2 separate regions of the Homo sapiens genome follow, and region 2 is linked to region 1. Evidence: chromatin loops called from intact Hi-C (ENCODE). Cell type or tissue: heart right ventricle. All regions are shown on one strand. Region 1 overlaps RANBP10 (RAN binding protein 10). Region 2 overlaps RANBP10 (RAN binding protein 10).

What was found. A loop is a pair of places that touch in the nucleus more often than their neighbours do. Peaks named below come from ENCODE experiments on the same cell type or tissue, not always from the same donor. Only the 100,000 strongest peaks of a DNase experiment are listed, where the experiment ranks them.
Region 2: a loop joins it to region 1, with 2.1 times the contacts of the local background. A loop is called at or near these places in 14 of 110 quality-filtered maps.

Annotation. Positions count from the first base shown.
Region 1 is chr16:67,733,026-67,738,025 of GRCh38, reverse strand. It overlaps RANBP10 (RAN binding protein 10), which reads left to right. Exons shown (of 14, transcript NM_020850.3): 5 at 1-13; 6 at 2,984-3,168. Among named protein-coding and RNA genes, the nearest start is that of GFOD2, 16 kb to the right of the region's middle. In heart right ventricle, no CTCF peak of the experiment used is centred here; no DNase peak of the experiment used is centred here.
Region 2 is chr16:67,797,464-67,802,463 of GRCh38, reverse strand. All of the region lies in intron 2 of RANBP10 (RAN binding protein 10), which reads left to right. Among named protein-coding and RNA genes, the nearest start is that of RANBP10, 6.6 kb to the left of the region's middle. RefSeq lists an enhancer at 236-315. In heart right ventricle, no CTCF peak of the experiment used is centred here; a DNase peak (open chromatin) is centred at 2,043; H3K27ac peaks cover 850 bases.

The sequences.
Region 1 (5,000 bases):
CACAGACCTCCCGGTGAGTACTACTATTGAGTCTTCCCCTCCTGGGTTTCTGGGGGCTGACTGGGATGGGGCACGGTGGTACCTGCAAGTGCAGGGTGTGGAGTCTGGTTCTTTCCCCAACCAGGGATGTGTGCCATGCTGTCAGCTTGAGGGTACCAGGAGGGGCACTTGCTGGCCTTCCTCTCTCTCCAGCAGTAAGGTCTGGTCTTCCTACGACTCTTAGCAGGTGACAGTAATTTGTGGCACTTCCAAAGGCAGCTGTGGGGCTGGGGCGGGTAGGGTGGTGGAATGAAGATAGCTCCATGGCTCAACTGGTCTAAACCAGCTGTGTGTCAGCTGGGGTGCAGAGTGTAGGGAATTGTTCCTGAACTGTGAGGGAACCTAGTCCTTGTACATACCCATCAGAGATCCCTGAGGAAAGTTAGTGCCCTAGGGGAACTCATCTGCTACTATCTAGGGCACCCCCAAGCCAGAGAGGTGAGCTTTGTGGGGTCTTCTCTTCTTAGAAAAGGATGGAGTTTTCTGGCCGGGTGCGGTGGCTCACACCTGTAATCCCAGCACTTTGGGAGGCCGAGGTGGGCAAATCACGAGGTCAGGAGATCAAGATCGTCCTGGCTAACAGGGTGAAACCCTGTCTCTACTAAAAATACAAAAAAAGTTAGCCGGGCCTGGTTGCAGGCGCCTGTAGTCCCAGCTCCTCGGGAGGCTGAGGCAGGAGAATGGCCTGAACCCGGGAGGCAGAGTTTGCAGTGAGCTGAGATCGCACCACTGCACTTCAGCCTGGGCGACAGAGCGAGCCTCCGTCTCAAAAAAAAAAAAAAAAAAAAAAAAAAGAAAAGGATGGAGTTTTCTGCTTGCTTAGTTCAAAAAAAAAAAAAAACAGAAAAGGATGGAGTTTTCTGCTTGCTTAGTTCAGGGCATATCCTCACCTCCAGCCATCCCGCACCTGTACTCCAGTCTCTATTATGAGTCATCACAGGCCTAATCACATGCAGGGCCTCCACCCAGGATGCTGGGAGCCTGGCCTGGCTCTGTGTGTTCTGGTTAGGTTCTGGAAGGAAGGAAGGTTTGCTGACTCTGGTGGCTGCTTTGGGATCCCAAACACCCCAGTGATGCCCCAGGAAATGCCTTTGTGATCTTATGGGCCTCTGAAGCCCAGACCATAGCACCCAGGGTCCTGTTAAAACCTCCAGTCCATGGCTCAGAATCCTTCCCTCTTACCTGGAAGCCCCAGAGAGGGGCTGTGGTCCTAGGCAAAGAGAACAGAATCAGGTGGAGAATGCTGACCCTGGCTAGGGAAGGGTCTAGTTATGGGGACGTGACATGAAATGACCAGGCATGAGCATGGCCAGTATGCAGCCACATGCAAGAAGGTATGGGGGAAAGACATGGTAGGCAGTGACGGTCAGGAAGGCTTGCTGGAGGAGGCGGGCCTTGCCTGTGGTGGAGGATGGTAGGGGAAAGAAAGGAAGCGAGAGGTCCTCTGTGTGCAGAGCCCATGGTGGGCTGAAGCCAGCATACAGGAAAAGGTCCCATACCTTGTGCAGGTACAAAAATGCATGGTTGGCCAGGCGCGCTGGCTCACGCTTGTGATCCTAGCACTTTGGGAGGCTGAGGTGGGCAGATCACCTGAGGTTGGGAGTTCAAGACCAGCCTGACCAACATGGAGAAACCCCATCTCTGCTAAAAATACAAAATTAGCCGGGCGTGGTGGCGCATGCCTGTAATCCCAGCTACTCAGGAGGCTGAGGCAAGAGAATTGCTTGAACCCAGGAGGTAGAAGTTGCGGTGAGCTGAAATCGCGCCATTGCACTCCAGCCTGGGCAACAAGAGCGAAACTCCGTCTCAAAAAAAAAAAAGTGCATGATACTCAGGAAGGAACATGGCCTGAGCACGGAGGTGAAGGGTGGACTGAGGGCCCTGGGAAGACCATCTGCAGTGACAGTGGGGAGGAGGCTAGCGAGGCTCTGGACAGTTGCAGTGGGGAGCCACAGGAACCACCAAGTGAGGGAGGGACCGAACAAAAGCCAGTCATGGTAGAGGCTAGGTGGAAAGCAGGGAGCCTCACACCCTACTGGCCAGAAGATCCTCTTAGCGAGCCTCTAACAGGAAGGGTAGCTTCTCTTCACCCTTTGCCAGCACCAGGGGTCTAGACCACCGGTTCCCTTTTGCCATGTTCCCCTCCTCCCTCCTTTCCTGCGTCATCCCATCTCTGCCTACCCCCCATGTATCTATCTTTTGGTTTGTTTTTTTTTTTTCTTTCTGAGACAGGGACTCACTCTTGTCACCAAGGCTGGGTTGCAGTGGCAGAATCACAGCTTACTGCAGCCTCAATTTCCTGGACTCAAGCCATCTTCCCACCTCAGCCTCCCGAGTAGCTGGGACCACAGGTGCATACCACCACACCTGGCTAATTTTTATCTTTTTATTTTTTGTAGAGACAGGGTCTCACTTTGTTGCCCAGACTGGTCTTGAAAACCTGGGCTCAAGCGATCCTCCTAAATTGGCCTCCCAAAGTGCTGGGATTACAGGCATGAGCCACTGTGCCCAGCCTCATGTGTCTTATTTTTTTTGAGACAGAGAGATCCTTGGCCCTGGATCTTTCCAAGAGGAGCCATGACCCACTATTGCAGCAGACCTTCATGGGCACGTCTGAAGGGTCGTGGAGCCCAGCCCATTTCTGTATGCTTTGGCTGAGTTCCAGAAAGGGCTCTTGGGCCTTGAGGACACAATGGCCTCTGATACAGGGCAGGACACTCTCCATGATGTGCCTTGCTTGCTTTTCTTTTGCTTTCTCCCCTCAAGCTTTGGGGCATAATGTCTCTGCTAGGGAGGTGGACAGAGGTGGCTCCGCCCTGCCTCCTCCAGCCTTGCTGCAACTCTCCCAGCCCAAGCATGGGCCAGCAGCAGCCATGGAGGTGAGGTGAGGCCTTAGAACCCCACTGCCCTCAGGGCCTGACTGACATTTCATTCTCCTCCTCAGGCCAACCTCTACCCCACCGTAGGCCTGCAGACACCTGGGGAGATTGTGGACGCCAACTTTGGGCAGCAGCCCTTCCTGTTTGACATTGAGGACTACATGCGGGAGTGGCGTGCCAAGGTCCAGGGCACGGTCCACTGCTTCCCCATCAGTGCCCGGCTTGGCGAGTGGCAGGCAGTGCTGCAGAAGTGAGTGCCCTGCTCCTGCCCTTACCCACTCCCACCCCACCCCAGCCCACTTCACTCTAGGCCCCTGTAGGGCTACAAGCTGTTCTTACAAATTCCAGCGGGTGGATCCTTTCTGGGAAGCATTCCCAGGGCCATTCAGCCTGCAGCTCTCCTGCTTCTCTGTCGTCGGATGGACAGCTCCCACCGAGTTCTCCGGGCTGCTCCTAATTAAACCTTTGCCTCTCAGCCATATTGGAGGCTCCTGTATATAAGATCACCAGCAGGGCTGTTTTCCTTCCCCAGGTCATTTTGCAGAGGATTTTGCAGAGGATGCCCTGTGGTCTCTTCCTCTGTGGACCCTTTTTCTACCATAGGGAGTATCCATGGTGCTGTGACTCTGGCCTGAGGCCACCTCACAGGGCCCAGCATCCAACTGAGTCTCATTCGTCTATAGCGGTGGTGGAGGGAAGGGAGTTCTCCCTAGGACCAGCTGAGCTAGCTCCTTGGCTGATTAATTCCCAGACTGTCCTGGAAGCCAGTGTCGCTGAACTCCCAAGGGAGGCCAGCTTTGGGTTTCTCTTCCACTTGCCATCTGCAAGCCTGAGTGAGGCAGTGACCAGTATCCACTCTGCCAGGAGGTGGGTGTTAGCTTGGCTCTCAAGGATGGGCAGATGGGCATGGGGAAGGGCTGGGCTTCCACTGCCTGTGGTCATTGCCCTGCAAAGGCACCAGGGTGCTAGGATTCCTGGGGTGGGGTTGGGGTACACACTGAGTTCTTTGTGCAGCCTTTGTCCCTTGAGGCAGGCCCCAAGGATGGGCTGAGGCAGGGGCTAGGTGGCCAGACCTTCCCCAGGAAAAACAGCATTGCTGCCTCTTGTTCACAGCCCCCCAGAGCAGATGACAAGGACTTCCTTGGATGGCCAGGACAGCGCCACTCCCAGAGCAGGCTTGGTGGGATTGCCAAGAAGAGGGGTGAAGATGCCAAGTCTGTGTAGGGGAGGAACTGATACTCTCAGTTTTCAGGGCCTAGGCTCAGCACATGGATGTGTTTTTGTTTTGGGGTTTTTAAAAAAATACTGAGATGGGGTCGCACTTTGTTGCCCAGGTTGGACTCCTGGGCTCAAGTGATCCTCCCACCTCAGCCTCCTGAGTAGCTGGCATCACAGGCATGTGCTACCATGTCCAGCATAGCACATAGGTGTTTTTGTTTACATGTGTGTATCCATGTGCTTGTATGTGTTCATATGTAGCATTTGCCAAGACCTGCATATAATTTGTGTACTGTGGTTTTACATAACTTCATTTAATGAATATTGATAATGGCTATGTTATCACAGAGACAAATTTGTCACAAGCCTTTTGGCTGGCTTCCTCTAGTGGAAGGTCAGGTAATTCCTTCTCTTTTACTTGTGTAGGTAACCCTCTTGTAGATAAAGACTTTTTCATATTTACCCTTGTGTTTATAATAATAATATGGTGTAATAATAATAATTATACTTACTTTACTTTTTTCTGAGTCAGGAGTTTACTCTATTGCCCAGGCGGAGTGCAGTGACACAGTCATGGCTCACTGCAGCATGGACCTCCTGAGCTCAAGCAATTCTTCTACCTCAGTCTCCTGAGTAGCTGGGACTGTAGGCATGCACCACCACACCTGGCTAATTTTTTGTATTTTTTGTGGGGACAGGGTTTCGCCATGTTGCCCAGGTTGGTCTCAAACTTCTGGGCTCAAGTGATTTTCCTGCCTCGGCCTCCCAAAGTGTTGAGATTACAGGCATGAGCCACCACACGCAGCCAATAATTTTTTTTTTTTTTTTTTTTTTTTGAGATGGAGTCTCGCTTTGTCGCCCAGG
Region 2 (5,000 bases), 64 kb before region 1:
GTTTCGCCATGTTGGCCAGGCTGGTTTCGAACTCCTGACCTCAGGTGATTCACCTGCGTCAGTCTCCCAAAGTGCTAAGATTACAGGCATGAGCCATGGTGCCCAGCAAGGAAACATCAGTTTTAGAAAGGTCTCAGGTCATGTATACCTGTGGTATCCTGCTTCAGTTGACCACTGTCAGATGGCAAGAGTATGAATAGCTCCTCATGGTCTCTTTATGGAATCCCTGAAAGCCTTCCCATGGCTGGGATGCAGCCACATGTTAGTATGGGCCAGGTGGGTTTTGAGGAGGCCAAAGGCAGTTACACAGGGCAGGCAGACATCAACTGGCTCATTTCCCTTTTTTTGTAGATTTTTTTTTTTTTTTTTGAGGCAGGGTCTCGCTCTGTTGCTCAGGCTGGAGTGCAATGGCATGATCACAGCTCACCGCCACCTCAACTTCCTGGGCTCAGTCAATCCTCCCACCTCAGCTTCCTGAGTAGCTGGGACTATAGGTGTGTGCCATCATGCTTGGCTCATTTTCTTATTTTTTGTAGAGATGGGGTCTCACAATGTTTCCTAGGCTGGTCTTGAATTCCTGGGCTCAAGTATTTCTTCCACCTCAGCCTTCCAAAGTGCTGGGATTATAGTCATGAGCCACCATGCCCAGCTGATTTTTTTTTTAACTATTTTATAGAGATGGGATCTTGCTGTGTTGTCTAGGCTGGTCTCCAACTCCTAGCCTCAAGTGATCCTCCTGCCTCAAAGTGATCCAAAGTGCTGGGATTGCAGGCAGGAGCCACCATTGTCAGCCTCCCATGGATTTTGGAGGTGTGTTTTTTATCCTGGTTTAGTCCATGACCCAAGCATTAACTGGTTGTCTAGCTTTCCTGTGTTACCTAGTTTGATCCTCACAGCATCTCTGGCAAGTGGCTAGAGCAGGTGATCATCTACCTTCCCATTTTGTGAGTGAGCCCTGAGTCCCTGGGATGTTTGGTGGCCTACCCTGGCTGCAGGGCTTAGGGTGTGCAGTGGAGTAGCCTGACTTATCAGATGTCCTCGCCTGATCCTAGACACACATGTCCATGCTGCTGCTGCCTTTCCCCATTGTAGCTGTTGCATTTCTTCCCTGGGTAGAGTGAAGGAATGTTCTGTTGGATTCCTACCAGATTGCAATGTTAGGGGACAGAGCTGAAAGGTGCATGGTGCTGTGTAGGGCCAGAGAATTGTGGCATGCTCTGGGCCGGGCTTGATCAACTTACTGTTCCATTTAATCTGTAAACTTGCTTTTCTGTAGATTTGAGTACACCTCCTTTGTAAAAGGTATTTATAAACCCAGTTGTTAGTGTCATTGTTCTCCAGAACGTCCTTTGTTTTGACAATATCTTTTGGAGAAGAACACACTAAGCTAGTCTAATAAGGAAAGTTTCATGTCAAGATTTCACAGAATATTTATATATACCTACTATGTTCCAGGCCCTATACTAGGTATAGGGAGAACAGATGTAAAGCCAGCACAGATCAGCTTTGTCCTCAGGAAGCCTGTGGCCCATTCAGTAGAGAGTGGACTGAAAGTCTTTCTGCAAGAGGAGGCAGAGCCTGGGAACAGTTGGGAGGAATGAGTAGGAGTTCCCCAGTAGGCGAGACCTGTTAGACCTATGAGTCTGATGGGTAACTAGCTTGACTTCTGGGTGCTAGGCTTTCTGGGCACTCCTCAAGTATAAGAGAGCTCTGTGGAGTAGGAGGGGCTGTGTTTGAGCTAAGAGCTTGGCACAGACTGATGGGCTTCAACTGCATTTTGCCGAGTCACCAGAGCTGTGAACTCGGGGAGCGGGTCTGGTGGGGTGAGGAGACATCAGAGCACTGCCAGTGGTGCCAGGAGATAAGGGGCATCCAGGTCTGTCTTTCTAGGAAGCGAAGGAGGGCCTGAAGCTGAGGGTCCCTGGGGAGGAGCAATGTCTGCAGGCAGAGTTCATGGACCTGTGGGTGTCCCTGGCTCTTAGTGATGACACATGGAGGGTGTGGCTGGCTAGGCTGACAGATGCTCCAGTGTGACCCTCAAAATAGACTGTAACATCATCCCAGCGGCGGAGGCCTCCTGACATGTGATGGTTGCTTTACCCAAGAGTAGTAGGCCTGGGCTAGAGCACTGGAAGGCATGGAGAGGGGTGGGGGCATTTTCCTCTGTAGCCAGTGTCTGGGCCCAGGCCCAGAGCAGGGGTCTCTGACCACAGCCAGCCTTCCCTTGCTCCTGCAGCTGACTTCCTTTGGCCAGGCAGCAGTGCACTCATTCATTCATTCCAGACACCAGGGCGCAGTACCCATTGTTTTTTTTTTTTGGTTGTTGTTGTTGTTGTTGTTTTTGAAACAGAGTCTCGCTCTGTTGCCAGGCTGGAGTGCAGTGGCACAATCTTGGCTCACTGCAAACCTCCGCCTCCTGGGTTCAAGTGATTCCCCTGCCTCACCCTCCCGAGTAGCTGGGACTACAGGCGTGCACCACCATGCCCAGCTAGTTTTTGTATTTTTAGTAGAGACGGTGTTTCACCATGTTGGCCAGGATGTTCTAGATCTCTTGACCTCATGATCTGCCCTCCTCAGCCTCCCAAAGTGCTAGGATTACAGGTGTGAGCCATCACATCCATTGTTTTGTCCCAGCCTGGGCCCCAGGAGCACAGGCATGAGGCCCCACCGGTGGTGTCGAAGGGTCAGGCCACCGTATGTGTCATATCCAGGGGTGGCCTGGAGGATGGACTGTACCTCAGAGTTTGAGGAAAACATCATAGAATCATATAAGAGGTGATGTGGGCTCTGGAAAGAGGAGTTAGAGTGTTCTAGGTGAACAAAGTGAGAAGCAGATGCTTCAGGCAGAAGAAACAGTGCATAAAAAGACATGGAGCTGGCCGGGCGCAGTGGCTCACACCTGTATTCCCGGCACTTTGGGAGGCCAAGGCGGGCGGATCACGAGGTAAGGAGATCGAGACCATCGTGGCTAACATGGTGAAACCCCGTCTCTACTAAAAATACAAAAAATTAGCCAGGCATGGTGGCGGGCGCCTGTAGTCCCAGCTACTCGGGAGGCTGAGGCAGGAGAATGGCGTGAACCCGGGAGGCCGAGCTTGCAGTGAGCCGAGATCGCGCCACTGCACTCCAGCCTGGGCAACAGAGCGAGACTCTGTCTCAAAAAAAAAAAAAAAAAAAAGAGATGTGGAGCGCAGAACATGAGGTCGGTAGGGCCAGACTGAAAATACCTTGTGTGTGGCCTGGCTCATGCCTGTAATCCCAGTACTTTAGGAGACTGAGGCGGGCAGGTCACTTGAGTTCAGGAGTTCGAGAACAGCCTGGCCAACATGGCGAAACCCCATCTCTCCTAAAAATACAAAAATTAGCCAGGCGCTAATAATAGTGGTGGTGCATGCCTGTAATCCCAGCTACTTGGGAGGCTGAGGCAGGAGAATCACTCGAACCTGGGAGGTGAAGGTTGCAGTGAGCCGAGATCACGCCACTGCTCTCCAGCCTGGGTGACAGAGTGAGACTCTGTCTTAAAAAAATAAAAAAGAAAATACCTTGTATGCTGTGGCCAGGGAGCGTGGGCTGTATCTTGAGGGCAGTAGCAGTGTGGGGGGCTGTGGATCTACCCATGCTTTTGAGAGTGAAGAAAAGAAGAGACTCTGCCAGTCTGGTTCAGCCAGGCTTCTCTGGCCAAGAGCCCTTGTCCAGGGTGGGCCAGTGACTTTAGGTCTTTGGCTCTAGCATGGTTTTCTCATAGCGGTTGTCTTTTTTTCTCTTGGCTGTTCCTTTGGTATGAAGAGATGAAGGGATGGGGTGTGAAAGACTGGTAGCCAGGAGGCTTCTCAGAGGTGAGAGGACTCTGCTTGTGCTGGAGTTCTGGTATTTTGGTTTTGCCAGCTCCCATCTGAAAGACAGTAATGCCCCATGTTTTATACCCAAGCATCTCCTCTGGTGAGCCAGAATCAGCCAAAGTGATTTTCCATGGAGACCTAGAGAGCCACTGTTAATTAAGATATCTTGATTAAGATCTCACCTGCCACATTCCTGGTGTGGAGGACCATCTAAGCTTAGGCCCTTCCAGCTGAGAGACAGCTGTGGCTGGCTTCTCACCCTGGATCCCCTCACCAAGTTCCAGTCTACATGCATTGTACAGTGCTGTTGAGAACTTTGGTGCTCATATGTCATCTGGGGAAGGCGTTGTCCTGCCCGCCCTGATAAGAAGGTGCTGTCCTTGCCCAAGGTAGGTACAGGCCGTGGTTGTGCCCCATTTTCCCTTACTGCCCCCCGGAGTTGATGGTCTTACAGGCAGATGCTGAGCTTTGGGCTGCACTTCTACTCAGGTAACACATTGTGCTATTTGTGGAGACATGGAATGTTTGGGTTCTGGAACACAGGGTAGGATGTTTGGGTTCTGGAACACGGGGTAAGAGAACTGGAGTCTAGATGGTGGCCACTGTTCTTTGCTTTTTTTTTTTTTTTTTTTTTTGAGAGAGGGTCTCTCTCTGTCACTCAGGCTGGAGTGCAGTGGCACAATCATGGCTCACTGCAGCCTCGACCTCCTGAGTTCAAGCAATCTTCCTACCTGAGACTCTTGAGTAGCTGGGACTACAGGTGCATGCCATCATGCCTGGCTAATTTTTATTTTATTTATTTAATTTATTTTTTGAGACAGAGTGTTGCTCTGTCACCCAGGTTGGAGTCCAGTGGAGTGATCTCGGCTCACTGCAACCTCCGCCTCCCAGGGTTCAAGTGATTCTCATGCCTCAGCCTCCTGAGTAGCTGGGATTACAGGCGTGTGCCATGACACCTGGCTAATTTTGGTATTTTTAGTAGAGACGAGGTTTTGCCATGTTGGCCAGGCTGGTTTTGAACTCCTGACCTCAAATGATCTGCCCACCTCAGCCTCCCAAAGTGCTGGGACTACGGGTGTGAGCCACCATCCCCAGCCCTGGCTAATTTTTAAATTTTTTGTAGAGACAGGGTCTTGCTATATTTCCTAGGCTGGTCTGGAA